Linked DNA regions of Homo sapiens: all the other regions are linked to region 4. Evidence: chromatin loops called from intact Hi-C (ENCODE). Cell type or tissue: psoas muscle. All regions are shown on one strand.

Region 1 (8,000 bases), 390 kb after region 4:
CCCTGGAATTCCCCCTATGAAGGAGAAATGGGTCTAATTGGAGGAGGAAGACCTGTGGTGGGCTTGGCCACCACCTGCAGCTTGGCAGGTCAACAGGATGCCCCTTAGCTCTTTTCATGCTTTTATCAAAGGGATTTTGGCCACTTCACTTCTTCACATGACTTTTGGTTCTGCTTGAATCTATTTTGAGTCTAAGCATACAGACAGTGGGTAGGAAACAGGAGACTGTTGGGAATGCACTAGAAAGGACGGATGGATGTGATGATTGATAGAAATGTATCATTAAAATTTGGTAGGGAAACACGTTGAAGAATGAAACCAGACTTTATTAAAGATTTAAATAAAAATCTTACATAATAGAGAGAGGAAGAAATACACAGAATTGACAAGTTTTACTCACAGCAGAAGTTCCCACTGCAGGCCCTGGTGAGGTGTGACATTATACATAATTCTAGGCTATTATCGCCTTTCCATAATTATGAACACTCAATCTCTGAGCTGGTGTTTCAGGGACCTATGTGCTCCTCCATTTCCCCACAGCTCTTCTCTAATTCCTTGACATCGTCCTAGTGTTAACTATTTGTACTTGCCCTTTGGCAGGGGAAGCATAGTAATGAGTGTGCCATTCAGGTGAATCCCTAGGGTAAATTAAGAAGCAGACAATGTTTGTCTTCCACCATCCTCCATCATTCTTGTTAGCACCTGTCCTCACCTGCTCATTCAACAAGTTACCCCTTAATGATTTTTAGGTGTCCCTGTGAGTGAGCAAGACTGCCTTTCCCTGATACTCACTCATGGTCCAGGACTTTCCCCATCATCCCCACTCCCTCCCTCACAGTTCACCAGGGCTGAGCCTTCTTCCTGAAGTCTTTCTTTCCAGTGTACTGAAACACATATAACAAACAAGTATATGTGTAAGGTGATCATGACTTAATGGGATAGACAGTCAACTTATTCAACCAATACATTAAAATAAGGGCTAAGAAGAAAACATGTCAGAATCTGAGATAAAAAAAGCATTTCCATTTGTGTATTAATCCAGGGTATCTTCTTAATTCACAGTAAGATACTTTCTGGAATAAATGTTAAAACATCTGAACTCCATTTCAGTACAAAGGTATATACTGCAAGCCCCAATTAGAGAAATTTTGAAAAAAACCTAAATATTCAATAAAAAGTGGTTGTCTGTATACAATTAAACAATATGCAATCATTAAAAATGACTCTATGAAAGGATATTTAATGATATGGAAATACCACATAATCTTAAGTCTACAATACATAAGGTTTGCTTTTTAACATTCATGAAACTGGGAAATATTTCACAACAAACCCCCAAACAAGTCAACAGTTACTAAGCAGATCAGAAAGTCGTGACATAAAAGGTTGCCTGCATGAGCAAATGTAGCTATAAAAGAAAAGTTTCTGTTTATCTGTGTCTCACCTCAGTTATTTGTAATGGTATAGCCATATATATTTAATTTTCACTTGTTTGTACCTCTAATTGTCATTTTATTTGTCAATCTGTCTTAAAATACATTTTGGTGCAGCTTTACTTATTTATTTATTTTGATGGAGTCTCACGCTGTCACCCAGGCTGGAGTGCAGTGGCGTGATCTCACCTCACTGCAACCTTCACCTCCCAGATTCAAATGATTCTCCTGCCTCAGCCTCCCGAGTAGCTGAAATTACAGGTGGTGCCACCATGCCTGGCTAATTTTTGTATTTTTAGTAGAGGCTGGGTTTCGCCATGTTGGCCAGGCTGGTCTCAAACTCCTGACCTCAGGTGATCCGCTCCCCCTTGGCCTCCCAAAGTGTTGAGATTATAGGCATGAGCCACCATACCCGGCCTGGTGCAGCTTTGACACGAAAAATATTGTGTATACAGAAGATTGTGTTTGTCACATGGCAGACACTGCGATTAAAGGTACTAGAAATAGCCAAATCTCCAGGACTAGATTGCAGAAGGTTCAAAACCAGAAGAAGCTAGTGTGACTGATTCAGACAACATGAAGGACTCTCATTCAGACACCAATGTATCAAAAGCTTCTAGCTGACTTTCAAGACAAGCTGTTTAACTTTCATCCATTTGTAATACAATTAAGCAGAAAACGAAACTGAATCTAGCCAAATAAAAAATTCCTGTGAGGCCTTGGAAGTTCTTTGATTTGCCTCACAAGTTTAATATCAACCCCGAATGTAAGAAAGATGTCTTGATAAAGAGCCTGTTATGAGGAAAAACAAGGAGAGGAATTCTGCCGTAGGATGGAATGTACCCAGCCTCTCAAATATACCTTATTTTCAATGATTTTGATGATAATTCTAAATCATCTTGGACTTCTTAGGTGCTGATATTTAGATGAGATTTGGATGAATTTTAAATTGATGCAGTAATGGGTTGAGATTTTGAGGTATGCTGGAATGTGGTGAATGGGTTTTGCACGTGGAATGAACATGAATCTTTGGGAATCAGAAGATGGACTGTGGTAGGCTAAACAGTGCCCGACACCCCAAAGGTCTATTTTCTTTCTAATCCTAGGAGCCAATGCGTATTATCTTATATGTGATTAAATTCAGGTCTTTAGAAGAAGCGATTATCTAACTAGTTGGCTGGCCAAGTTAGTTATTAATGCAGAGTGAGTTAGTTCTCTGAGCCTTGGAACTTTGAAATTAGAACGACTGAAGATTAAAACACTAGAAAATGAGCTATAAGAGTGTGAACAAAAGCTGATGGAGATAATCACATCTAGCTTCCAAAAGACAAAGGTTAAATCCATCATTTGCAAAACTGTCCTTCGTTTTGGCTACGGGGCTCTGTGACATTAATGGTATCTCTAAGCTAAAAAAAAAAGTAAAGATGCCTTGTACTGGTCAATGATCTTCTGGCCTGAAGCAAACTACTCTGATTTAATTGCCTGTTACCTGGGACAAAGAAAGGGGTCAAAGGTTTTTCATGACATAGCTTTACACCTGTACTCAATCAGTCAGTTTGCAAAGAACATATATCTTCCCTAGCCTTGGTCAAGGGTGAATGAGCATGTGACATAAAAATGATGAAGTGCCTAAAGCAAAGAGATATTAAAGGCCAGATGCCAAATGTTGCTTACATGTAAACAACAATGAATCTAAGGATGCTTGAGGTTATTTCAGATTCTATTCTGCAAGGCAGAAAGCACTGGGTATACAGCCAGTTAGACTGAAGTGTGAAACTGCCTCTGCTACATACCAGTTGTGTTAAATTAGACATGTTATTAATTTCTCTGGGCCTTGATTCCCTCAACTGTAAACTGGGGATAATGATTTTTATCTCATAGAGATGTTGTGAATGTCAACTAGACAAAGTATATAAAATATTTAATCTGGTGCCCTGTGCAAATCCAGTCACATTGTTCTTTGTTGCTACATTCCCAAATAGGAGGATTGTCACATTCCAAGTCTAAAATGGAGGAATACTTTGGGGGCAGGAAATGTTTTCCAATCATCCTTAAATCATGCTTACTGGTTGCTTTTAAGGTTAGTCTTGGTTACTCTTTAAGTCAGTCTCTGTCTTGGGCAGGGCAATATGCCTGGACAAGGGGCAGGTGGGCGGATTCCTGGCAAAGATGGGGCTAGCACAAAGAAGGCGATGAATAGGTAGAGGGTAGGACTGGAAATATTAACCTGCAGTGTAAGGCCTCTGGGCTTGAAAAACATAGGTTCCATTTCAAAAACTAGTCATAGCAAGACTCACAAAGAAGCTTGGTGTGCTAGAAATACTTGGAAGCAGGGCAGACCTAAGCTGGAGAAGCAGGCTAAAAACATGAGTCCCTTAGATAAGTTCCATGGATAGCTCCAAGGGAAGCCATTTCTTCCTGCCTGTAAAGGAGACAACTCAGACTTATCGAACTGATTTTATGGAGAAACCAACATATCTCTGTCTTAAAGGCCCAAGATCTGTTAAAGCATATTTGATCCCCAACACCAGAGAAAATTTTAATCCCATAAATATTTTAAAATATAGGTCAGCAGTGGCATAATATCTGCACAGAAGTCTTCTGAATTGGTTCTTCTATACAGAGAAATAAGTCAACTGTCACTTTAATTGGTTTGACTTAGGGTTACCCTTCCTTCTTAGAGATCCTGAACTAACACATGGTTCTGTCAGGAAGGTCTTCATCTCCCTGAACACTACTATGATGCTGGAGTTTGGGGTTCATGGGGTCAACTGTGGAATGTTTCAACTAGATGAGGTCAGAGTGTGGAAGAGGGTTTTCGGGTATATTTTTCCAGGGCCATATTTATTTCAGTCCATTAGACAGTCTAACCACACTTATATTAAGGGTCCAAAAAGAAGTGGACTTAAATTCTGCCCTACTTTCCGTGTACCCTTGGGAAAGTATTTTAGCCCTTCTTAGCTTCTGTTTTCTAAAAACTGAAGGGACTGAACTTACATACCTTAGGAACAGACAAGAAATTTTATTATAAAAGATAAGAAATTTGGAGTATTTGGCTTAACATTATTAGTTCAGGGTTTCCAGAGATGCAACATTTATTCCTGAGGAAAATGAACTGCCAAAGTCCAAATAATCATGACTCAACCAAGCACTTCCAGGACCACACACAAAATATATATCAAGGTATCACTGGCTTGGTTGCAAAGTACCATGGTGTCTTAGAACTGGGACAAGAGTATAGAAGCCAGTCAGTGCTTCTAGGACAAGAACTGGTAGAAATATGGGCTTCATATATGGCTTTGAATTGACAGTTGTCCTCCAAGTTTTGAGGCTTCTAGATGACAGACATTAGGGTTTTATAAGTTCAAAATGCTGAAGGGCAGTACATCAGAATACAGGAGCGAGCTGTGGGCTAAAATGCCCCTGCTGGAACATACAGGATTTGTATTATAGGAACCTCTCTGACAATGAAGTGTTTGACTTAATAGTTTTTACATTCTTCTGGACAAATGAGTCTCATTGTCATTTCTGAATAATAAAACTGGGGTTCTCCAGTGGTCATGTTCTCCAAGCACTGAATGGAAAAAGGTATTGTCTTTTCTGGAGCTGTGATTCTCAAAGTGTGGTCCCTGGACACCTGTAGGTCTCTGATACTATTTGAGGAGGTCCTTTTGCAACTGCGTATCTCCATGAAGCCTGAATTTTTTTCTTACACTCCAACTAAAATAACAGATCATGGCACATTGATTGCAAAAGCAGATATGAGAAACCAGCTGTTTTCCTTTGGGCCAGCCACTGTCATCTTCTCGCTGATTTGTAAAGTATAATTCTCTTTTTTCTTAAAAAGATATGATTTATTTCTAATATATAATGAATGTATTGCTTCTTTAAAATTCAATAAAAGATGTTAACATTATCAGCTTTAAATTATAACATGGTAAATGTTGATAAATATAACCCATATAGTAAAAAGCTCTTTTGGGTCTTCAATAATTTCTAAGAGAGTAAAGGGTCAGAGATCAAAAAGTTTGACAAAACTACTATAGAGGCATAAGAATTCAAGTTCTTCTGAATAAGTAACCAGTCCTTTAATAATAGCTTAAAGGTGAACAAATACGTTTGGTTTCCGAGTTTGTAGATGTTAAGTTGTCTGGGAAATACTAGCGCTGCCCTTGGGGTGTTTAGATTATTTACTTGTTTTGATGTGGGGCTGGCTCATCAGGCATGTGAGGTTTCCCCTGTAGGACTCTGAGTCCCTCCACTGTGGACTGGATTTAAGCTTTGGAATAAGCCTTGTAGATAATATTGATGGGCATTACAATATTCACTTACATTTCAGCCTCTGGAGTAAACCAAGAATCAAAGAGAGTGTTGCACAACCAGGCATGGTTGAATTGACTGAAGACAAATTTAACATAAATGCAAGGAGAATGTCTCTATTGATGTTGGTGCCAAATATTCCATTTTGAAATGTTATCTCTAGGTAACTGGTTGAATCTTCATCACTTAGATGTATCAAATGTAAAAACTGTCACTCAATATTTCACTAGAGTGTAATTTATAGGAAACAGTAAACAATACTGTTAAGCTTTATATTCAGAGCAAAAAGACTTATGACTATAGGCCAATCTCAGCAAACTAGGCTAATGAGATGAAGTTCAAACTAAATATATGAAAATAAATTGACAGTGGGGTCAGGCACGGTGGCTTAAGCCTGTAATCCCAGCAATTTGGGAGGCAAAGGTGAGTGGGTCACCTGAGGTCAGGAGTTCGAGACCAGCCTGACCAGTATGGTGAAACCCTGTCTCTACTAAAAATACAAAAATTAGCTGGGTGTGGTGGCATGCACCTGTAGTCCCAGTTACTCGAGGGGCTAAGACAGGAGAATTGCTTGAACACAAGAGGCAGATGTTGCAGTGAGTTGAGATCACACCACTGCACTTTAGCCTGGGGGCAACAGAGTGAGACTTTGTCTCAAAAAAACAAAAAAAAAAAGGAAAGAAAGAAAATAAATTGAGAATGGTAATATGTTCAAATAAAATATTTAAATGAATTAAATCTTAATATTTTGAAGTATATGTCAAATTTCTGGTTAATAAATAACAGCATTTTAAAATACATCTATTGTTGGGCTTATTTTAATGAAAGCAAAACTTCTGCTTTGAAATTTTCATTAAGTCCTGTAGTTTCACTCCTCTTTAGTTTTTACATCTACTAAATGAGAAGACTGCATCAATAATCACCAGTTCTAACATTCATTCCAATGTAAGCCATAAACAGAGTAGGTTTCTTAAGTAGAGTCTGTTCTCTCAGGTAGTTTAAACATGTCACCTGCTGTGCTTTATTTCTTTTTGTTTGTCCTATAAACTATATTTGCTATGAAGTTCTACAGTGAAATTCATCACAACCTTAGAAAAGATCAACCCAAAATAGTGACTGCTGACACTAGTTAAGTGATATTAAGTGGTATTTTACAGAAAACTTTGAGACTATCTTCACAGAAAATTATAGTATTTCAGGAAAGAGTAGAATTTTTACCTGTAAGGAATTTAGACCTTTCAATAAAATAATTTTGGACTCATCTATCATTGAACTTTCTCTTTTCCTTTACACTTTTTTTCTGGGTTACCTTGGAGGTGGTGACAGTGGAGTAGAGATAGAAGCCAAAGGAAGAAATAATTTTGGGGCCAATTCAGTTTTATGTCCCCGGTTCACTAAAATTCATGTCACTTGATTTAGGAATTTGAGCTTTTACTACTTCTGATTTTTGTCCAATTCTAAACAAATCTTTCCTAAAGCATATGATTCCCAGGGCAGTGGAATAAAGCTCTTATCAAAGACCACGCTAATTCAAAGCCATCAGCTTATGGTTTGTCTACCATGCTATTGCATTTTAAGTAACCAATTATTATGTAAAATTCTGGCTTCAGTGGTATTAAGGATACGCAGGAGTCATGAACTCTGTATGATTATAAAAAAACTTGAATCTTCATTAAAGGACATAGAAAGTTAATTAAAAGCTAATCAAAAGGAACGAAGATTTCTGAATATCTGATATTCTCTACTTATTCAGTACATTTGGAAAGTTGAAAACTGTGGTCAATGTCAGGTCAAAGACACTAAAGTCTTTCTCTTGGGGTAATTGCAGCCTCTTGACTTTGCTTGAGAAGAGCAGTCAATTGTTTATATAATTTGTAATTCACTGTTATGTCAAAAGGAGAAAAAAGTATTCAGTCCGTAAAGTATTACATAGATTCATTATCTTCGGAGTATCTGTGCAGAGAATTCTCAACTACAAATGGAATTTATACTTACATTACAGTGCATTTATACTATAGCCTACCTCAAAGCCTATGATCATTATACAAAGATTCCAAGTAAACGAGTACTGGTACTAGAATTAACATTTGAGAAGACTAATTAGTTGACTCCTTTATCCTCTTTACACAGAATAAATTTCTTCAACAAAAGCAATTTGGAGAGAATACTACAGCCAAGGGTGATAATTTGAAGAAACAATAAAAATAAATGAAAAACACTGGATTCATCATTACAGAATATTTATCA
Region 2 (8,000 bases), 1.6 Mb after region 4:
AGCTCAGTTTCAAATCACTGAGTTAATCATATTTTAAAACTAAAAAACACATTGCCGTCATTAATCTCTGCCAATCATCCTTTTATTTTTGTCTTTCTTTCATGAACACTATTCTTATTCCCCTCATCTCAAAGATAATTTGCTTGATGCATGCCCTTGAATATAGCTTTTTAAAATATGTAATATGTTTTGTGGATATATGTATTTTCAATTTACCTGTGTGGTGAAAATATCATCCTGTTTTCTACTTTTCTTATCCAGACCCCGATAAGGGATCTTTCAGTGTTGCTGAACACATGTTGTTTTATTCTAGTGTTTCATGGTGAACCACAATAAACATCCACTACATTTAAACATCATTATATTGCCACCAATCATGAGATTGCCACCAAATGACTGTCACCACAAGCAATACCATAATCCTTATCATCATCTACCTGTATATGATTCTCGGAATTTCTCTATGATGTATAAAATATTTCCAGACTACTTTTCACTACAAGTGAGTGAAAGTTAACACTATGCACATTTTCTAATAATTGTTATGTTTATCCTTTTAAATTAGAGTCTTTCTGATAAGAGTAATGACTCACTGCCTTGATTTGCATTTGTATAATTATAAATATGAAGTTTCTTTGTATACTGTTTAGCTATGGGAAGAAATCTGATCTATGGTAGTTTGTCTCTTTCATTGGTCCTTTTTTTCCCATTGAAGTTTCTGTCTTTTTCTTGATTAACAGGAGTTATTTCTCTATTTCGGATAACAATCCCTTATGCGTTTTAAATTTAGCCAACAGGTTACCCATTTATCAATGATATCCTTCAGTGAACAGAAAACTTTACATCTGGACACATCCTAACAGTCGGCTTCTTTATGCTGTAGTCTTGTGTAAGAAGTCTTTTTTTGCCCATAGTCCTCAAAGCTATTCTATTAATAATTTTCTTTTCTTTGTTTATGGTGTTAATTTCACATGCTTTTTCTATAATGTGGAATCTGCTTTTGTATTGGGTATAAGAAAGATCCAGGTTTGTGTTTTTCCTTTATAGAGTATATTTTCCTAATATCTTCTAACCATTGATTTATAGTGTCATCTTCATAATATATCAAGTTCTCATAAGTGCATGCATCCATTTCTAAAGTTTCTATTCTGCTTCATTTATCGACTTGTTTCTTTATGTATAAAGATGGTATTAGTTTTACAACTATAGCTTTACAAAATGTCCTAATATCTGAACAGTGTTGTCATTTATCTTCTTAAAGTGAACCTAGCAATCTATTAGGGTTTAGTATTCAACATAAAGTTTGGAATGAAAAATTTGGATCAGTTATATACATCACAAAACCAACATATTTTTTTGAGATTATGTTGACTTCGTAAGCTAATTGAGAGAAAATTCTCAATATTTTAAACATTTACTGTTATAACATTCCCATCATGAATGTGATATACCTTGTTATTTATTCAAATCCTTCTAATCAATTCAATATAACAATCTTTTTCTTAATAAAAACTGTGCATATTTGCTAAATTGGTTTCTGTTTTATAGCATTTCTTAATTTTTCATTGATTCTGTTAGCATTGCTTGTCTAAAATCTGTACTATATACAATATTAGACTATGTTGGCCAAGAAAAAAAGGAAAAACACATACTATATATAATGTCTAATATATATTTATATACCTAATGGATATTACATAAATACTATGTATATGCATCATATACAAATAGATATATATTTTAATTATATATGAATTAAATATTTAATTATATATGAATGTATATATATGCTAAAATATTTAAATATGTATATAATTTTAGAATTCCAGTCTTTTAATTAGTGAGCTGAATCCATTTAGAACATTTAAAAACTACATTACCATAGAAAAAAATATATAGTTACTTTGTACTATCTACAAAGTAACTATGGACTATATTGTGCCTCCCACCCAGAATTCATGTGTTGAAGTCCTAGCCTCCAGTGTGATTATATTTGGAGATGAGGCCTTTGGAAGTATTAGGTTTAGATGAGGTCAGGAGAGTGGAGCCCTCATGATGGAGTCAGTGTCCTTGGTCACCAGAGCCTGCTTCCTCTCTCTGCCCTGAAAGAACACAACGAGAAGGTAGCATCTTCAAGTGAGAAAGAGGGCTCTCACTGGGGAATTGAATTGATGGGCACCTTGATTTTGGACTTCCCAGCCGCCAGAACTGTGAGAAGTAAATTCCCATTGTTTAAGCCATCCAGTCTATGGTGTTTTGTTATGGCATCCCAATCTGGCTAAAACAAATATTTTGCCAAGTTACTTTTTATTTTTTACTTACAATATTTTTTTTCATTTTTTCCTTTCTTGCCCTGCACTTTACAGCGATCAAATTTCATTTGATGGTTTTAAATTCATGCATTGTTTTCAAATGTGTTCTGGTTGCTGCCTCTCCCTCCAACTTTTGTTTTCCATTTACTAATATCTATCTTCCTGTGAGACAGGATAGACACTTTAATACATTCTATGTCCCCGTGCTCCTCAACTCCTTCCACAGACTTTTTCCCTCAGCAAATTCTTTTTTCTCACTAGACTTTAAAAAATGCATTGCAGATTAAAGGCCTAGTATGAAAAAATGAACTGTTAAATGATAGAATATATTTATGATTTCATATAGGGAAAAATATTTCTAAACCAGATTCCCTCCAAAAAGTGTGAGTAATGCTGAATGTTTACATCGTACTACATAAGCAATGAACCTGCACCAATTGACTCTTCTGAAATTTAAATGACTAATTCCGAAAGGATCAAATTAAGTTTTACTGAAATCATATTTTGGAAGCTTTCTAAACCATTCTGGCCATGAAGATTGGGAGACTAATAAACAAATTCCAAACTTCATCTGAAGTTAATTTATACTTTGTGGAGCTCAGATTCCTGGCTTCAGTTACACCTAAGCAGCGTGGGCAAATAAGCTTGATAGTTCTGCTGTTTCAACTTTCTTCTCTTTCTATTTTTGCAATATGAAACTTGCAGTTGATTACAAATGACTGTGAAGTGTGGTGTACATATGAGGCTTAAGAAAATGGCACAGAAAAAAAAAAGTCAGAATTTGAGATCGATATGATTAAAAAACACCACCACAATATCAGTGGCCCTTATGAGAACCATTCAGTGTGATTTTAGTGCCACCTAGTGTTCTATGGTGGGATAAGGTCTTGGAAGTGAAAACTAATCCGTCATGGGCAAGACTCAGAAATTAGGCAGCTGGCATAAGGCTGTGCACGGACTCAAAGCAGGCACAGTCAAGAGACTGCTGCTGTGTTTCTTGTTTGCCATCCGGAAAAACAGTCGTGCAAGAGAAGCCGTTCTTAGATCTAAGGAATTAGCCAAATATGTACAGGGCCAGTCAACAGAAGTACTCATTCAAGTATCAGTTTTAAACAAAGGAAGGTTTGCAATGGAAACCCTGATTTGGTGAAAATAAGAACGTGATGGTGATATAAGGGGGCATGGCAATAACACTTGGGAATAAGAGAGGTCACACACATCTAAGGGTAATTTACATATGCATGAATGAGGTCATATTATGCTCTTCTTAGTGCTCAAGTATACTTGAGATTTCAATACATCTATTTTGGGAATTGCATACAAATAGTAGACAAAAACAAGTCAGGCAATGCCAGATTTAGAAGAATGAAACAGGGTTCTCATCTCTAACCTTATACAAAAATCAACTCAAGATGGATCAAATTTAAGACCTGAAACCATAAAAATTCTAGAAGATAACATTGGAAAAACGCTTCTAGACATTGGCTTAGGTGAAGATTTCATTACCAAGAACCCAAATGCAAATGCAACAAAAACAAAGATAAATAGATGGTACTTAAGTAAACTTAAAAGCTTCTGTACAGCAAAAGAAACAGTCCACAGAGTAAATAGACAACCCACAGTGTGGAAGAAAATCTTCACAATCTATGCTTGTGACAAAGGACTAATATCCAGAATCTACAAGGAACAAATCAGCAAGAAAAAATCCAAACAATCCCATTAAAAAGTGGGCTAAGGACATGCATAGACGATTCTCAAAAGAAAATATACAAATGGCCAACAAACATATGAAAAAATGTTCAACATCGCTAATGATCAGAGAAATGCAAATCAAAACCATCATACAATACCACCTTACTCCTGCAAGAATGACCGTAATCAAAAAATCAAAAAGTGATAAATGCTGGTGTGGATGTGGTAAAAAGGGAACACTTTTACACCATTAGTGGGAATGTAAACTAGTACAAGCACTGTGGAAAACAATGTGGAGATTCCTTACAGAACTAAAAGTAGGTCTACCGTTTGATCCAGCAATCCCATTCCTGGGTATCTACCCGGAGGAAAAATCATTATACAAAAAAGATACTTGCACACACTTATTTGTAGCAGCACAATTTGCAATTGCAAATTATGGAACCAGCCCAAATGCCCATCAATCAACAAGTGGATAAAGAAATATGATATATATTAAATTATATATATATAGCTATATATGTCACATGTCTTTATATATCTTCATATATAGCTATATATAATTATATAAATGTATATAGCTATATATGTCACATTCCTATCAGGTGTCAACTTGATTGGATTGAAGGATGCTTAGATAGCTGGTAAAGTATTGTTTCTTGGTGTGTTTGTGAGGGCGTTGCCAAAAGAGATTAACATTTGAGTTATATATATTTCTATTGTATATATAATTATATATATGTAGCTATATATATATGGAGAGAGAGAGAGAGCATGGAATTCTACTCATGCATAAAAAGTAATGAAATAATGACATTTGCAGCAACCTGGATGGAATTGGAGATGTAACTCAGGAATAGAAAACCAAACATCGTATGTTCTTACACTTAAGTGGGAGCTAATCTGTGAGGATGCAAAAGCATAAGATACAGTGGACTTTGGGGACTTGTGGAAAAGGGTGGGAGTGGGGTGAGGGATAAAGACTACACATTGGGTACAATGTACACTGCTCAGGTGATGGGTGCACCAAAATCTCAGAAACCACCACTAAAGAACTTATCCATGTAAGCAAACACCACCTGTTCCCGGAAAACCTATTTAAATTAATAAAATAATAATATCCGCATCAACCCTACCAGTATTATTGCCATTTTCCAGGTGAAGAAACTGGGGTTTAGATACTTAAGATATGTGATGGTTAATATCAGGTATCACCTTGATTGGATTGAAGGATGCTTAGATAGCTGGTAAAGTATTGTTTCTTGGTGTGTTTGTGAGTCAGTGCACTGGGAGAGTACGACCCACCCTCAATGTGGGTGGGCACCATCCAATTGGCTGTCAGCATGACTAGAACAAAGCAGGCAGGAGAAGATGGGATAAGCTGGCTTGCTGAGTCTTCTGGCTTTCATCTTTTTTCCATGCTGAATACTTCCCCGACCTTGGAAATAAGACTCCAGGTTTTTTGGCCTTTGGACTCTTGGACTTACACTAGTGGTTTGCAAGGGGTTCTCAGGCCTTTGGCCACAGACTGAAGCCTGCACTGTCAGCTTCCCTGCTTTTGAGACTTTTGGACTCAGGCTGAGCCACTACTGGCTTCCTACCTCCTCAAGTTGCAGATGGCCTATTGTGGGACTTCCCTTTATGATCATATGAGTGAATTCTCCTTAAAAATCTCCCTTTCATATATACATATATCCTATTAGTTCTGTCCCACTGGAGAACCCTAATAGAATATATTTACCCAAAGTTGTAGCTGAAAGGTGGCAGTACTAGAACAACTTCTAACAGCTCTATAGAAATACTGCGAAGTCCAGAGTGTCATACGTCTGGCACATAAGGGTATTTTCCTGGGAGCAGGGGATTATTTCTCTTATCCATTTTTCTTTGGAGGCATCTCCACTCCACTTCCCAGTAAGGTGTACTTCTTCCCATCCTCCTTTCCTGCCTTGTCCCATGGTAGAAGAAGTGAGAAGCCAGTTGAGAATCTGCCATTCCATGAATCACATTGCCATGAGTGTAGGACCCCAGCATTATAATCCAGGCAGCATGGACCCAATTCTCTCTCATGCTTTGAAGAGAACTGTGTCCAGACACAGCAAATACTCATGCTTGTAATTTCCATGACGTAGGCTAAAGAAGCAGGGTCTCTTTTAGGTCTTGCATATCTACCTGCAATACGGTGGACAGGTCAGAGAGGGGAGGATGTCAAGTTCTTGTCTCAAAATAAAGGTAGCAAGACCCTCTCGTAATCATCAATCCAGCTTTACTGTAAGAATTCTGAGCCTGTTTTAATACTTCCTGGTTCTTTGTCAGGCTTCAACTGGTTAAATTCCCAAAGGCAGAAAGAGTGATTAATTAAAGTCACTCAAACCCCCTGATTATAGGAACCATAGAAACTATAGTAAGTGCCCAAGGCTACTTGAACACAAGTCCAGATTGTTTCTGGAATGTTACCATCTGCCTAGAGTATACGCAAAAGCTGAGTAACTCTAAAACATGCTGTTTTCCTCTCTATTTGACAACTCTTTAAGAGGACTTTTTAAATGATGGCCTATAATGAAGCTCATGGGAGACTAAGACATTACAGTCTGACCATGAAATGGACTGGAACTGAACCTAAAGAGACAATGTGAAATTTCAAAAGACTGTGGAATGAATTACAAGTGGGTCAGCGGTAGTCACCCCTTAAATGAATGGTTTAACATAACGAAGTCTAACTATAAAGTGATGATTGATGTAAGAACAAACGCATTAAAGGAAGAATGGCTACCAATTCTTGTTTTCATCCAGTGCAAATGTTCAACTGTACATCAGAAGAATAACACAAGCACAAAGACACATTCTTAACTGAAAAAATGGTGGCAGGAGGTAACTGAGATAAGGTAAAAAGGCTCATTTGTCTGGGACATTTTAAATGGATACCTGCTCCTTCTTTTAGGTTCTAGATTCTAGAGGTCTTGCTTAAATCTATGACTTGAGATACTCATAAGGTCTATGCTTTCATACTATCAGGCAGGAATAACAGATTCTCTTGGGATCATCTAGTGAGATCACAGCCCATCAGTTTGTACTCTGCAGCTTCTGGGAAAGCAAAACTTTATTTGGGTTGTGAGAATTCTCCCTGAGTAAGTGTAATGGAGGTGAAAGTGATGTCTGGCAGGTAGGTTTGTTTCTTAAATTACTTTGAGGATTAAAACTTGCTAATCACACATCATTTAACAGGTACAGTCAGAAGATACTTTGAAATTATTCCCAATTTATCTGCATAGCATTAGTAATATTATATAAAGAATATAGGATACTTTTCCTATCTGTTGTATTTTGATATTAAATTATACCAAGACATAAATCCTTTCCAATATTATGTAAATATATATTCAATCAACCTTGCAAAGGTTTTGGGTAGTAGCGAGAAAGAGGTTAACTGTACAATAAATGGGAAAAGATAAACATCTATCAATTCAACACAACCAAGAAATCAAATATTTAGATTACAAGTAGGGATATTGGTGGAAAACAATTTGAAGTGAAAATCCTAGTTTAGGATATGCATAAAAGGGAGTAATTAATACAGAGAAAAATGTAAACATTGGTTCTAATTTACTAGCAAAGTTTGAATGATATGATTCCAGAATGTCTTTTATGTAGTAAGATTTATTATCAAACAGATACATACTTTTGTGTGTATGTGTAAGACGGGGTCTTGCTCTGTTACCCAGACTGTCACACACAGCTCACTGCAGTCTTCACCTCCCTGGTCAAGCGATCCTCCCACCTCAGCCTCCTGAATGGCTGGGACTACAGGCAAGCACCACCATGCCCAACTAATTTGTGTTTTTTTTGTATAGACAGGATTTCGCTGTGTTCCCCGGGCCAGTCTCAAACTCCTGAGCTCAAAGGACCCGCCCACCTCAGCCTCCAAAAGTGCTAAGATTAAAGGCATTCACTACTGCACCCAGCTTACTTTTATGTATTGTAAACTCTCTGGGGCTATTG
Region 3 (8,000 bases), 850 kb after region 4:
AAGGCCTCTGACATACCTGGAGACATTATCTCCATTGTCTTGGGGATTAACATTTGGCTCCTCATTACTTATGCAAATTTCTGCAGCCGGCTTGAATTTCTCCTCAGAAAATGGGGTTTTCTTTTCTATCACATTGTCAGGCTGCAAATTTTCTGAACTTTTATGCTCTGCTTCCCTTTTAAACATAAGTTTCAATTCTAAACCATATCTTGGTAAATGAATAAAACTGAAGGCTTTTAAGAGCACCCAAGTCAAATCTCAAACACTTTGCTGCTTAGAAATTTCTTCCACCAGATACCCTAAATCATCTCTCTCAAAATTCAAGGTTCCACAAATCTCTAGGGCAGGGGTAAAATGCCGTCAGTCTCTTTGCCAAAAAGGTGACTCATAGCAAGAGTCACCTTTGCTGTAGTTCCCAACAAGTTCCTCATCTCCATCTGAGACCACCTCAGCCTGGATTTCATTGCCCATATCATTATCAGCATTTTGGTCAAAGTCATTCGATAAGTCTCTAGGAAGTTGCAAACTTTCCCACATTTTCCTGTCTTCTTCTGAGCCCTCCAAACTGTTCCAACCTCTGCCTGGTACCCAGTTCCAAAGTTGCTTCCACCTTTTCGGGTATCTTTTCTGCAGTGCCCCACTCTACTGGTACCAATTTACTGTATTAGTCCATTTTCACCCTGCCGATAAAGACATACACGAGACTGGACAATTTACAAAATAAAGAGGTTTATTGGACTTACAGTTCCACGTGGCTGGGGAGGCCTCACAATCATGGCAAGAGGTGAAAGGCACCTCTCACATGGATGGCAGACAAGAGAAGAGTGCTTGTGCAGGGAAACTCCCCTTTTTAAAACCATCAGATCTCGTGAGACTTATTCACTGTCATGAGAACAGCACAGGAAAGACCCGACCCCATGATTCAATTTTCTCCCACTGCATCCCTCCCACAACCCGTGGGAATTATGGGAGCTACAAGATGAGATTTTGGTGGGGACACAGAGCCAAACCGTATCGGGGGTAAGGGGATGTCACTGGTATTAATCAAATAATTTGCAAGACCATGTGTAATTACAAATGTACTATGTGCTAGGAAGGAAAAGTGAGAGTCAGAGATGTTTAGTAAAAATCAACTGGGTTTGGTACAAGATTTAAGTTGTAAATAAATGAAAGAAATTAGGGTATAAAATATGACTTTTGGTTTTCTGGTTTTAGCAACTAGATTGTCTAAGAAAATGCTCACAGAGACCCAAATTTGAGGTTAGAGGTGGGTGACACTCTGATCAGGACTTGTTGGACTTAAGGTTCGTTTGAAATAGCCATAAGAAACTATCAAGTAGGCAGTTGTCTATATGATTCTAGAGTTCAGAACAGAGCTCCCAGAAGGTAATATACATGTAGGAGCTACTGGTATTAAAGAGATAATTGAAGCCTTGGATGTGAATAAAATTGCTAGGAATAGTATAGTTGATAACAGAGGTTAGTAAAATGTTTTGAACAACTATAGTGTGGTTATAGGAAATTATGTTAACGGATGTACATTTGCTTATAAGCACAATGACTACATTAACAACAACAAATCAATGCAGGTATTAACATAGTTGAGAGGAGTAAACTGAATAATCTGAACGGCAACTGGTAACATAAACATTACTCACTTGATGATATATATTTATCCAACTAAGGTTTTTAATTTATAACAAATGTGTATTCAGAATTGGTGATTTTGATAGCATGAAGATTGAACATGTTGGCTTGCTAAAAACAGGCTGGACAGCATTGAAAATTGTTAATATCGATGGTTTTATAATTTGGACATTATTGAACACATACATGCTCACATTCACACATACAAACACACACACACACAATATTAAATTCAGGGATTAAGATTGAAAAGAAATCAGCTAATGAGCTAGGGAATGGCATTTACTAATTTTTTTCATTATTTGTTCTTAGATATTTCTAGTGTTAATTATGTTTTATATATCATCTCAATTAAAAGCCATTGAAGCTTTTATTGAGCAATAAATATTTTAGGTTAGATAGAGTTCAGAAAATAATGAATTATTTTGGAATTGTCTTTTAGGTTAATTTTTGTTTAAGGAAACTTCTATATGGACAAATAACAACGTAGAAAGGTGTTTTCACCAGAAGTATTCTTTAACCAGTCTGCCCTCCTCCTGAAGGAAATGATTTAACAGGGGTTATTGGACTACCTTGAAGACTAGTAAATAAAAATCTGTCACCATTTTACAAAACATGCAGCAAAAAAGATGGTGAATACAGTAGTGGTCATTACCAATTATTGCGTCTTTGAGCCTTTTAAGTTTTCATTTATTAGAAGTGATATTAAGTTGATATGATAATGTGAGGGAAGTGTCCAAGTATAGCCCAACAGCTCTACTGTGTTTCCAAAGAGTCTTAGGTACAGGATGTGCTGGCTAACTCGTGCTTTTAATTGCATGCAAACAGCTCAGCCAGTACATCCCCGTTCCCTCTATATCTGACACATGAAAACCTTTCTCAGAACTGCTTAGTTATGTGTTTATCTGTGTCCCTTCAGCACATTCCTCCTCTTCCCCCAAATCCTGTATTTCGGACACTGCAGGAAAAGGGTTTGGATCCATCTACTGCAGCAAGAAGTGGGGTGCACGCAGCCAAAGGGCCACTGTCATCTTCAAAATGGACCTACTAGCCTTAACATTGCAAGGGCCTGAATCTTGTGTACTCTCTCTGTCTTGCTGTAAGTAAATACTCTAGCACCTGAACTTGGTGTGCATGTTATCTGTTTTCAGCAACTTTGAATCATTTACTGGTCTCTTCCTAGGTGGGATTTATCTGCCTTTTAACATGGGCCGCACCTATGTGAAATTCTATCCTACAGCACAACCCAGCCACATCGTGAAACAGACAAAAAGTTAACTGTATATTGAACTAGTATTGTAATAAAACACATTGATTTTAAATAATTATGATGTATACTGCCCTGATGGCCTCAATTCTTTACGACTCCCTGCATTCACACACATTGGCAGTGCTGTCTCACTTTGTTTCTTCGAGTATAAGGCTTGCTTTGGCTATTAGAATGAGACAGCAGTAAACTGTGTGCCAGTTCTGAGCCTAGTGTGTCACTGCTCTTCTCCTTTACTTCTTCCATTGCCATGAAAAGAGCATGCTCAGAGTAACTTGCAGGTCACAGGAGGATGATGAAATTACCTAGGGTAGAGCTGTCCCAGGTAATGTGCCCCAACCAAGCAGAGCCTAGAACACAGTTCCCAGCAGATGTGCTGATGCTTGTGTGAGGCCCACAAAGACCAGCAGAACTACCCAGTTGATTTGGGGGGGATGCATCTTTAGCATCTTTAAGTAAAAGTGTAGGTGATAATGCTGCAGTACAACAACAACAACAACGATAATAATAATAAAGAGAGGAATAGGCCACTTCTGTAGGTTCAGAGGAATCTGCTATTTTAATATTTTTGGTTGTATCAACCAACATACAACCATCCATGTTCAAAATCCCATTTTTTCCCAAAAAAGTCCCTGACTGTGTTAGGGAGTTTAACTTTCCATGGAGCTCAGCCACTCTTACTTTTAATTGTTGATTTAATTATTCATCTTTTTGTTAACTTTTTTCTCAGCATTTAGCAACGACTTCCGAGTTCCACTTTCTTCGTAATCGCTATTTTCCCTGCATGTCTCAGATATTTGATACATGGTACCAGCTAGGCATTTGCTTCACCCAGTAAAGTCATGCTAGTGTACCACTGCTGAGAATTTTAACAATCGCACTGCCACCTTGTGCCCATTGCCAGCCAGGCAGAAAAGAATTCAGCTCCAAGATACCATTCAAGTCTTTGCTTTTTGGGCCACTCCTAATACCAGTTAGTCCAGGTTGGGTTCTCCAAGAAGTAGATTCTGAGCCAGAGATTAATGTGTAGGAGGTTTATTAGAGCATGCTCTTGGTATCAAGGGAAAGAAAGGGAAGGGAAAGAAGCATGATTTGGCAGAAGCTGACCTGAGATGCACCCTCAGCCAATTCTATAGGGAGTTCTGAGCTGGAGTGACAGTGAGCCTTAAGAGTTGTGCTGAGTTGTCCTTCCATTGACAAAAAACGAAAATAGTCCACCTTGGAAAGTCAGTTATTTTAGCTAAAGCAATCCTGGCAGGGAGCTGATAATTAATACCCTTCTGGGGCCAGCGCTTTGATCATATGTGGCAGTAAATCATTCCTGAAGAGGAATCTTGATTGTGTATCATAGAATCCACAATCACATAATTACAACTAAGTAAATTATGACAAAGTGAAGACTGATTATTTAAACCCAAAACACTTTTCCACCTGTTTACTATTATTCTGCTGTCTTCCAATTTAACAGGACTCGGTGGCTATCCATTTTCTTGGATTTCCTACATTCATAAGCATTAACTGTACTGAGTTATTTCACTTTATGTTTTGAATGTCTCTTCCTTGTCTGAGAGCTTTACACAAAAGATACCATAATTTATCTATTGTTTTCTTAATCACTCTTCCAGTGCATTCAAATGGTCCCATAAATGCTTGTGGAATGGCTGTTGACTGGGTGATGCCATAGTATTTATTTGTCAGCCTTTCTATCCATTTTCCATCCATTTTATTTTCTATAAATCGGTACTACGTCGAGGAAAATGACCACACTGTAGATATTCTACGTTATCTTCCCTCTGCCACTTCATTTGCATACAAATATATAAAGTTTTAAAATTTCTCATAATATCTTTTGGGAAAAACATCCACAGTAAATGTCAGGTAGCTTAAATTAGACTTTTAAAGGACTCCATCATTATTGAGGTTAAATCATTTTTAGACAATATTTACCAAAAAATGTTTCATGTCTTCTATTAAAGTTGATTTCTAGAGGGTTGAGGCTTAGTACTCTTCAGCACTTCTCACATGTTCTCATGGCTCTTATTTTGAATATAAATATTGTATCTGCTGCCTATTTCTGATCTCCATTACATTTGATTTTTTTACCGTAAGATTTCGTATTATCATTAATACCTTCAGAATTCAAAACTTTTACATTAGATTTAGAAGTCACTCTCAGTTCTCAGTAACATTTCCAGGAAGAAAAAAATGTATTGCACTTCTCTTTTACTTTAACATCTGTGATTATCTTTCTGTAAGTTCTTTTTCTTGGCAATGAAAAAATTTTCCATTTCCCAATTGGATAGTAACCAGTAGTCAGTAACTATCAAAACACAGCAGAGAAAGTATTGTTTTTCTATTTTTCAGTTTCTTGAAAAATTAATATGTCTTTAGAAATTATTCTAGAGATGTTTATAGAAAATTGTTAGCTTGGGAGAAAATATTCCCGATGCGTAAAATGGTTGTGCATTAGGGAGTGGGTGGTAAGTTTGCATTTGTCAGTTTTATTGTAATTTGAGAAAACCATTGTCCCAATCCAAAGAATGTGTTGCTGTGAGAAAACTATTGTCCCAATCCAAAGAATGTGTTGCCCAGAGCCCCAAATCTGTTGCAAGGATTGATTGTGTGGAAGCTGCAAAAAAGACAATTCAGCACAATTTTATGGGAAATAGAACATTTTTACAAGATTCATTGGAAGGTCTAGTCTTGAATAAATAATGCAAAACCCCTTATATGCTATGCTCTGCCATCACACAGCCTCCTGTGGAACAGCTTTTGGTCAATCATGGATCCATCTTCATTCCTTTATAACATAATTTTGTTTATGGAAATATTAATTTTTACAACACAAATCATATATTACATAGTTCTGTGACGTAAATCCCAAGAAAAGATTATGGGAAGTTGTTACATAACATTAATAGCCATGTATTTTTTAAAAAACCCTAAAGATTAAACATGGTTACTACCAGTTATGGGCTGAATTGTGTTCCCCGCAAATTCATATGGTGAAATCCTAAGCCACAGCATCTCAGAATTCAGCTCTTTAAGGAGATAGGGTCTTTCAAGAAGTAATTAAAGTAAAATGAGGTCATGAGGCTGGGCCCTACTCCAATATGAGTTGGAACATTATAAGAAATTGGAACATAGACACATATAGAGGAAGGCCATGGAAGACACAGAAAGAAGATGACTATCTACAAGCCAAGTAGAGAGGCCTCAGAAGAAACCAAGCTGGCCAACACCTTGATATCAGATTTTTCCGACTTGCAGAATTGTGAGAAAATAAATTTCTGTTTGGTCACTCAGTCTGTGGTACTTACTTATGACAGCTTTAGAAAAATAATACACTGACTGCAACAATAAGAAAACTTCACTGAATTTTTGATTTGTGTGTTTAGCTACATTTTAGATCCTAAAGCTTGCTATTTAGCTGGAAGATTTTGTTATAATTAGAGCGAAACCATTACTAAATAAAATTGTATTTGCATATTTGAATTTGTAAACTCCTACATGTCATTCAAGAAAGGTGATGCAGCCAATAATCATAATACAATGCCTCTTTCTGATTAAAAATTTTTTAAAAATGTTTTCTTGAAAGAAAATATGTTACATATACACAATGGAGTACTATTTAGCCATATAAAAGCATGATATCCAGTCATTTGCAACAACATGGATGGAACTGGAGGTCATTATGTTAAGTAAAATAAGCCAGGCACAGAAAGAAAAACATCACATGTTCTCACTTATTTGTGGGATCTAAAAATCAAACAATTGAACTCATTGACATAGAGAGTAGAAGATAGTTACCAGAGGCTGGGAAGGGTAGTAGCAGGAAGGGGGGATGGTTAATGGGTATGAAAAATTAGAAAAAATGAATAAGACCTACTATTTGATAGTACAACAGGGTGACTATAGTCAATAATAACTTAACTGTACATTTTAAAATAATTTAAGGAGTATAATTGGATTATTTGAAACTCAATGGATAAATACTTGAGGGGATGGATACGCCATTTTTTGTGATGTATTTATTTCGCATTGCATGCCTGTATCAAAACATTTCATGTACTGCATACATATATACATACCTACTATGTACCTAAAAATTTTTTTTAAAAAAAGATGAGGGCACAAAATTGCTTGTTGATTAAATGAAAAATCAGAACAATCATTATTTTCATTGTTCTCCCTGGTGTGCACAGCAGCTACTTTTAATCTTAAATTTTACCATAATTGAAGAGGGGACTAGGCTACCAAGATTCAGTAGGAAGAGTCCAACAAGAGGACCTTTGTAAAGCAAGAGTCACATTCTTTAAAAGGATCACTGACACTAAGAAACTATACAGTAATACTATGTCATGAGTTTTCACGAATTATTTCTTTCTGCATGAAAACTATTGTGTTATCTTACTATAAATGATTATAGAAATAATGCTGTGTCATTCAGAATATTTGAAGGGTAAAGTGCAGTAATTCAGTTTAAACAAAAAATTTACTTCTGTAGCTCTGGCCATTTTCTTGCTAGACTTTCATAGTATTTCATTTAATCGGGTAAAAGTATGTGTTTGTTATGAACTGAACTGTGTTCCCACAAAGCTCATATGTTGAAGCCCTAAACCCCAATATGACTATATTTGGAAATACATCCATTAAAAAGGCAAGTAAGGTTAAATGAAGTCCAATGAGTGGTTCCTAGTCCAAAAGGACTGGTACTCTTATAAGAAGAGAAAGAGACACTAGGAGTGTGAGTGCTCAGAGGGAAGACTATGTGTGGACCTCAACAAGGTGACTATTGGCAAGCCAAGGAGAGAGGCCTCAGGAGAAACCAAGCCTATCTTCAACTTGACCCTGTACTTCCACCTTTCTGAACTGTGAGAAAATATATTTTTTGTTGTTTAAGCTACCCAGTCTGTGATATTTAATTATGTAAGCCCTAGGGAACTAATGCAATGTAGGTCTTAGATATCTATTAAGAACATACTAGCAAGAGGGAATTTGTTAGTCTTTCTGAAAAGAAATAGTTTCCAAGATTGCATTTTGGTTTTATATTTATAGAATGTCAATAGTTTGTGTTTACGTAGGA
Region 4 (8,000 bases):
AGCTGCCTAATCTCTCTGAGCCTAACCTGTAAGGCAGAGCTGACAATACTTACATTGTGTTGCTGTGAGGATGAGAGATGATCTGTGCAGGATGTCTGGTGCCGTGTTTGACACATAGCAGGTGCTCAGTCAGCAGTGGCAGTGTGATTGTCATGTAAATAAGGAGAATGATTATTGTGGCTACGGAAGACTGGACATTTTAGAAGTATGTAGTGAAATCAGGAGTGAAGAGAGTGTCCTGTAGGTGGGGTGGGGTGCAGATGGGTATTGAAGGTTGTTTCTGCATTGCCGTTAATTTGGGTGAAATGGAGGAAAAGCCTATGGATGCCTACAGAAAGAAGGAAAATAATTACAGTAGTTAGTTCATTGCCATTGCCTATTCACCTGTCTTCATGTTTTCTTTTCCGATCCATCAAGGTGCTGGCAGTGGGTGAGAACCAGGGCTTTCTTTCACTACAGTAAACCCTCCCTGCCCTGAGAAGGGGCGTGTATGTGTGAAGAGCCTAAGAGTAGTGAGAATTAAATACAAACACAGCCAATATTCTTTCACAGCTTTCAGATCACTTTCATTTATGCTTCCATATTTGTCCCAAACAATTGTTCTTGAAGACAGGTAGAGCAGGTGTTACTGTCACACTTTACAGATGGAAATGTGAGAGGTGAAAAGGACCTGCCCAAAGTCACATGGCCAAATAAGCAGGAGTGAACTCCAGTTCTTATTCTCAATCTATGCTCTTTCCACCAAATCATACCTCAGAATGAAGAAGAAGAGAACGGAGAGGACAGGAAGGAAATATAGATGGAGAAGGTAGGCAGAGTTAAGTGGTGTACACAGGAAAATGGGAGCGTATTTGTCATTCTCAGAGTGAGTCGGCCACCATTTAAATTGTGTGAGGAGGATGTCTGTGCTATTCACAGGCACTAGGAGATGCTACAGGCACTAGGAGATGCTGCAGGCATCATTGCAGGAATCTGGGAAGTTTGCCAGGGTTCTAGCAAGTGTAGAGGGAAGGAGGTGACAAAAAGGCTTTGGAGATTATGTTGGGGAGAGAGATGGCTAGTGAGAGTTTGGTTAGCATCAACAGTTGTTAGATACCGTCAGAAGCTCAGCTTCTCACTCATGAAGTGGTAATGGTAATAATAGCTATGTTTGGGAGGACTAAATTAGGTAATACATAATATAATAGTGGTTGGGACAAAATAATAAGTGGCACAGGTTATAGCAAAATTTTTTAATAATCACATATATTGCTTTTATTACTATAGTTATTATAGTCCAGATTGTTTTTGTAACATTTATGATTGCTGCCACAGCTGTGGGCACCCCTGCTGCTGTTCCCATTTCTGCTGCTGCTAGAACAGCTGTTTCCATTACAACCACTGCTACCAGTAGTGGGCACTCAGGTGCACATGATACAAGGACATAGCACAGACAGTGAAACTCACCTTTCTGTGAAGAACGCACAAACGTCACAAGACATGCAAAACTCAAAGAGTAATAGAGAATAAGCGCTTTGGTATGTGGGCATAGCATCTGTGCTACAGCTACGGGAAAGGTCATGAAGCTGGTAGATGGGGGACATGTGAAGGGGGAAGAGAGAAAAACGATATTTATTGTGCACCTTTATGCATCCTGCTAGATGCTTACGTCACATTTATCTCAATTACTGCAGCCATACAACAATCAGTAAAGTTCTGAGTATAAGATATGTTAAATAGGTTAGGCCAGAGGATAAGATACATTAGACTATTAAGAATGATTTTTAAAAAGCTATAAATATTTTGAAATACCAACAGAAAAGGAAAAACCATCTATTAAAAGTGAGTTAAGCTATCCCTAAAGGGTTACAGGATTTTAAAATTGAGAACCACAAATATCTCCTAGTTTTCCATGCTTCTGTGTACAGGCCTGAAAATTAAGGCCTAAGGAGGTCGAGCCTTAACCAAGGCCAACTGCATCATCATGTCCTAACAGTCCAAAGCCAGTATCCCAGTTTGTTACCATTTAGTTTCTTCTTTTAGTCGATAAAGAGGGAAAATTACCCTGAGTTTCTACAGAATTGCTTTTTTCCCCTCCTGGAATCTTATAATTAACTTATAAAATATCGAAGGTTATGCATTATCATTAAAGCAGAGAAGAGAGAGTGATTTCAAATGCTTGATGGAATGATGTTAGTTTTGTTCCAAGTTTTCCCAGTAGAGGGCAGCAATGGGTTTTAAGTCTGTGCCATTGTGGAAAGCTAACTGAGCAAAAGTTTTGGCTTTGTCGAAGGCCTCAGACTTGGAGTTGAGGGATCAAAGGGGTGTTAGGTCCCTACTGAGCCATGAACAAGAGACACCTTAGTCAATTAGGGTGCTACTTTACTGGGCAGGAGATTGAAGGGTGATGGTTTAACGACTTTTCACTATTACTATTTTTAAGTTATATTTTCTATTAGCAAATCAAAGCAATCTACCATTTGCATTTTACATAATTCGTGTCAGAAACAAACATCTCAATTTTGAAGATGGGATTGGAGAGCTTCCAGTATTTTGTGGTCTCAAGCTATTTTTAGAAAATTCTTTGGTTTCTGCAGTTCTCCTTAGAGCTTGGTAAATACGGGTAGAAGAGAGTCAACATGTACAATAATAACAGTGAAGGAGAAGTGGACCCACTTCCGCAGTTACCGTGCATATTATGGGTTTAATATAAAATACTCCCAGTGATCCACATCGGCCTGAGTGCACATGTCCTCTCTCCACTTTGTGTTTCCTTTTCCCATCCTCTCGCTTAAAACCGACCATGTGCCTTGGGAATAAATCTCATTGAGGAACTCACATGCTCACAGGGAGGAGGGCAAGGGTGGTTGAGGATATTATTTTTCCTATTTTAGAGCTGAGAGAACAGTAGGCCAGAGAGGTTAAAGTTACTGATTTCACTGGGGCTGTTACAGGGACAGGCGTTCACAGAGTGTGAGCTCATTGGTGTTTTCACTGCTTTTTTATTTTAAATTCTTTGCTTTTTAGTTATTTGAGAACTGAGAGTTCCTTTGGTCAGAAAAGAGCTTTTGGTCACTAGGGGGTGCTATTAGAACAGTTCATTGACTAAGAATCTGGACAGGAATTGCTTACCAGTCTGTAAAAAGCCTTGCAGCCGTAGATTTTTTCCTTTTGCTCTGTGTCTGTGGCTTGACTGGTGTTCGCACTGGGGGTGAATTAGGCAGAGGTGAGGGTAGAGGAAAGAGCAAGGGGGAAAAGCATCTTACAGAGTTACTTTCAATTCATTTGGTGAATTGAGTTGTTGTTTTTTTTTTTTTTTTTTTTTGAAAGCATATGTTCTGGGAAAGTGACTCCTTTCTGGTTGCCTTTGACTGGGAGCTGAGAGGATCCACTCTGGAAATTGTAATTTGCTGATCCCCATTTAGGGAGAATGTCTTTATTTTTAGATTGATCTTGAAAGACAGTGAGCTGTGTAAACTTTCACAGACTTGGAGGTCCAGTTTTGGATATTTAGAAATAATGACACATACTCTGAAATTATTGTAAGAGATACTGTTTCTACAAATTTAGTTTGTAGAAAACTAATTGTTACTGGAAATCACATCCAGTTAGATTTGTGAGGTCTGGATAGTCTTCAAACATATTATGTGCTTCCTTTTTGCCTTTGGGAAATTTGCTAACTTTTCCCAAAAGCTTGCGTGCATGAGCTAGCTTTTCTGGAACTGAAGTGGCGTGTTACTTGCTGAGAGAAGCTCCCGACTGCCTCCTCCTCCTCCTCCATCTGTCCATGCAGTGCTCCCCGAGCATCCTGGTAACCTACTAGGTGCTGACCTTCCCTACGGTAGGTGGCCTTTATTCAGCCTCTCAGCTCCCTCTAATCCTAGTGTACCATTTCTTTCCTTTCTTCCGAAAGGAAAATAATTTGGCTAGAGTTGCGGAAAAACTAATATAAAATATTGTCAGTAAATGCCCTTTTGATCTTGTCAAAACTCTACTATAGTTGTACTGTCTTTTCTCCCTGATTGAAAACTCAATGGCTTCTTGTCATTAATAGGATAAGATACAAGTTCCCGCCACTTATAAGATGAGGTGCACATCACTTGGAGGTAAGGGATCACTCCAGGGTCCCATGGTCTATGTCTCCAGGCTTTCTCTCAGCCACGGGCCACCTCGGCCTTCAACACATCTTTACCAAATTAGATGTGTTTGGTAATTGTACTTTTCTACCAGTACACTCCTGAAATCCCCACATGCACCATGAAGGCCTCTCCCTACACTTGTATCTCTCCCAGCCTAGCATCTTTTCTGTGAAGCTTTCTGATACTACCCTCCCAGCACCCCAGGAGGTTCATCAGTCTGTTCTCTGTACTACTCCTTACCTTGAGCTTAAATATGTTGTTGCACTTGGTGTCATTTATAGCTTACTTTCTGCTAGTTTTACCTTCTGTAGCCTACTATCAATTCTTGTGGAGCATGGATGGTGTCCTTTTATCTCTGTGTTCTCAGTACCCAACATAGTATTTTGGTCAATTAGTAACTATTTTTCAAATTGAAGTTTAGCAAGCAAGATGGTGATGAGGATCGTCTTCATGGGAGCTGGTGTGAGAGTGCAAGGGGAGGTAGAGGAAATCTGCTTTTAGTTTTAAAGAAGAATAGTTAAGATATTTTTCAGCTGGTGCTGTATTCTTGTATTTGAAGTCTGGGACTCAGGGTTTAGCCGAACCTAAATTTAAAATCAACTTTGTTAGCACCAACTTGTTGAGAGTCTTGAGTGAGCCATTAACTTGATTCACCTTTGCCACATGATCATAGAATGGAATGGTTAGATATTATTAGGTAATAATTGTGAATTATGCACTTTGTATTATTTGACAACAAAAATGTAGTCCCTACCACTCAGCATATATTGACTATTGTCATTTTCTTCTCTGAGCCAGGATGCACATACGTTTTCCTGTTACCTGAAGCTGCATTTAATTAGGAAGATATTCCAAAAATAGCTTTAAATTAGGTTTTAGTACGCTCCACTTTTGGATTACCTTTTACTTATTTCCTCACTTAGGAGAAATAATTTAAACTTTTTATATCATGATCCTGCAAGTCTTTAAAATGAGTAAGATGTTTTGGAGTAGGGAAGGTGAAGGAAATGGAAAGTAATGGCACTTTTATGCATCACGGGGAAAGGAAGGGTTCTATCATCTGTGGGAGGAAGGCAAATGTTTGCCCCTCTGCCCTGGCCTCTTAGGTTGTGGTCATTCAATCACAGGGAATGTGGAGAGGCCAGCAGGGGGTGTGGTACATATGTTTGAGACATCATTGTTGGGGGTCGGGAGTCTGCTTGTTTTAGGCTAATCAAACTTGATTGACTTAACAAAGATTCAGGGCTCTATTTATTTTAAAAGGCCAGAAATACCTTGTTTTTAAAAATATATTTTTTTACTTTGAAATCCAGTAGTTCTAAAACAAATTAAAATTCAAGGGACTCGATTAAGGTTGCACTTTGATATAGAATTTTCTAAGCTTTCCATTGAATTACTTCTGACACATTCAAATACCGATTTAGAAGAGTGTCTAATGACTTTTAATTTTGTTCTTCACATATAGACATATACAAAATTAAGGCGCCCTTGTACAACTTTCACAGCAATCATAGAGCTGGGAAATGCAAACAGTAGCCTTTAATTTAACCCAGATTGAAAAGGCCAGTTGAAGTTGTTTTGGGTGAGGGGTGGGCTTTCTCTGTGACTTTGTGGAAAGCTGTGAGAGGCAGATGAAGGAGAGAAAGGCTCAGGAGTAGCTCTTGGTCAGGAAGCTGGGACCATAAAAATCTATGCTTGAAGGTTAAGACCAAGCTTTGGCTCTTGAGATAGACTCCAGCCAGCCCTGGCTCTACGACCCACTCATGGGGTAACCTTGAGTGGCAGCTGAGCTCCCCAGTGCCTTGTCTGTGACATGGAGACTGTTCAGTGGCTTCTTGTTCTTCTTGGGCAAAAACTAAAATCTTTAACCGGGGTTCCAGTGCTTCGCATGGTCTAGTCCCTTCTTCGCTCTTCAGCCTTGTCTTGCATTCTCCACCCTCAGTTCTCTATTGTCCACTTGCCCATAGCCCTTGTCCATGTTGCTCTTCCCCCTGGAAGTGTCAGCTCTTCTCATCCTGAGCAGACCTCAGTTTCAGCTCAAAGAGTCATTTCTCCAGAAAACAAAGTTGGAATCATGCCATATTTATTGTCCTGCAATCTACCTGCAATTTCATTTAAGATATACCTTTGGACATCTTTTTATGTCAACAAACATAGATTAGCGTAATCAAATGGCTGCATGAAATTCTGCAAGAATGACTATAATTAAGAATCAATTTTTTCTTGATAAATACTAGATTGTTGCCAATTTAGAAATCGTTAACCACACTGGGATGAACATCATTGTACTTGCATTATTACATAGATGTTACCTATTTTGTTAGTCTATTTCCTAGGAACAGGATTGCTTGGTCAAAGAGTATATGGTTTATAATTATTGACACATATCACCTTACATATGTTTAAAGTGGGAGGTGTTATGTTTCAAATCCCAGCCTGAGTCTCAGGTCCATCATCTGTAGAACATTACTTATGTATACACCCATGCACATGGGTGCATGCGTATATATGCTTAATTCAGTGCCTAGCATATGGTATTTAATATTATTTATTTTTGGCATTGGAATGTTATCCATGAACATTTACTTTATTTCATTTTTTTTCCTAGATCTACAGTTAGCTGTTTTGTAGAGAGAATTCCAGATCTTCTGGTGGTTCTGCAACCTTGAGACTTTCAGTACTTTAGGAGAGATTAGATTATACGAGGTACTTCAGGCTAATTGACCTAGAGCCTATTATGTAGATCCCAGCTTAGGGTCCTGAACTCTTGGGGCCATTAAAGTTAGTTAGGAGAGAGCCATTGGTAGTAAAACGTATTGAAGCCGTTTTGTTCTGCAGTCTGTTCTTGGACACAGACCGAGTGTGCAGTGTTACAAGGTGTTTTGCCCATTACTCTGTCACTGTAATCTCTTCTGTCCAGAACAAACAAGTGATAAACCAGCTGCCTGCCTGAAAGTAAGACCACGCCGTTTTCATCATCCCCTGGCTTCTGGTTGTAGATGCTTGTTATGAGGTCCGATGTCAGCCATTCATGCGGTGCCAGGTGTTGGTCATGACCAGTGCCTACACTCAAGGATAGCACTGCAGTTTCCATAATCCTATGATCTTAACCATTCATAACTTTTAGAGTTGAGAACCCTATTTTTCTTTTTTCCTGAACCATTGCATTGTTTTTAAAAAGAACGTATAACCTTGAGATTACAGCCTCACTGGCCCTGGGCTGGTTTTGAACCTCATGTAATCACATGGCTTCTCTGAGCCTCGATTTCCCCACCTTCCCAACCTCCAAGGGTTTTTATGAAGTTGAAATGTGACAGTTTATGTAAAACACTTATGCAGATTATAACAGAGATTCTAAAAATGCTTTTTTTGCCTTCTTCTCCCTTCCCTCATTGTGCGTCAGGGAACATTTTGTAAGGAAGGAGTTGTGTATTATACAAGTGAGCATAAGGAAGTATTTAAATGTCATGTGAGAATTGTCTTTTATTTTCTTAAGGAAATTATTGTCTAAGGTTAGTGAATTTCATCCTGCTCTTTCGTTCTTCCTTCCTGTCTCTGTAGAGCACAATAACCCAACAGCTACAACCTCATGCTTTAGATAAAACTGTTCTTGCTCTTCTGCCAACATACACAGTCCTAGAAGTTTCCTTAAGGACTCTGAATTACTGAAGCTTACTTGGAACTCTACCATTTATTTTTGTTTTAATTGTATGATTTCTGATTTCTTAATTTACTGATGAATTTTTAAGTTGAAATTAGAAAGTTAGCCTATTGAGTGTATTTTTTAAACAGTTACAATGAATGCATCTGTTTGAACAAAGTAAACATTTTTGGTAATAAATGACATCTGAATCAGCTCGTCTTCCTCTGACGTTTTCTGTG

The links. Hi-C counts contacts between places; a loop is a spot of excess contacts. Peaks named below come from ENCODE experiments on the same cell type or tissue, not always from the same donor. Only the 100,000 strongest peaks of a DNase experiment are listed, where the experiment ranks them.
Region 1: it touches region 4 in a loop (2.7-fold over the local background); 2 of 110 quality-filtered maps call a loop at or near these places.
Region 2: a loop joins it to region 4, with 5 times the contacts of the local background. A loop is called at or near these places in 57 of 110 quality-filtered maps.
Region 3: a loop joins it to region 4, with 6 times the contacts of the local background. A loop is called at or near these places in 20 of 110 quality-filtered maps.

The regions. Positions count from the first base shown.
Region 1 is chr2:167,721,956-167,729,955 of GRCh38, reverse strand. All of the region lies in intron 3 of B3GALT1 (beta-1,3-galactosyltransferase 1), which reads right to left. Among named protein-coding and RNA genes, the nearest start is that of B3GALT1-AS1, 220 kb to the left of the region's middle. In psoas muscle, no CTCF peak of the experiment used is centred here; no DNase peak of the experiment used is centred here.
Region 2 is chr2:166,534,726-166,542,725 of GRCh38, reverse strand. All of the region lies in intron 1 of LOC124906087 (a long non-coding RNA gene), which reads right to left. Among named protein-coding and RNA genes, the nearest start is that of SCN7A, 44 kb to the right of the region's middle. In psoas muscle, a CTCF peak has its summit at 3,166 (motif pointing left); no DNase peak of the experiment used is centred here; H3K4me3 peaks cover 790 bases.
Region 3 is chr2:167,260,383-167,268,382 of GRCh38, reverse strand. No RefSeq gene overlaps it. Among named protein-coding and RNA genes, the nearest start is that of B3GALT1, 29 kb to the left of the region's middle. In psoas muscle, a CTCF peak has its summit at 3,786 (motif pointing left); no DNase peak of the experiment used is centred here; H3K27ac peaks cover 1,499 bases.
Region 4 is chr2:168,113,907-168,121,906 of GRCh38, reverse strand. All of the region lies in intron 10 of STK39 (serine/threonine kinase 39), which reads left to right. Among named protein-coding and RNA genes, the nearest start is that of STK39, 130 kb to the left of the region's middle. RefSeq lists an enhancer at 5,006-5,545. In psoas muscle, CTCF peaks have their summits at 2,168 (motif pointing right) and 3,028 (motif pointing right); no DNase peak of the experiment used is centred here; H3K27ac peaks cover 668 bases.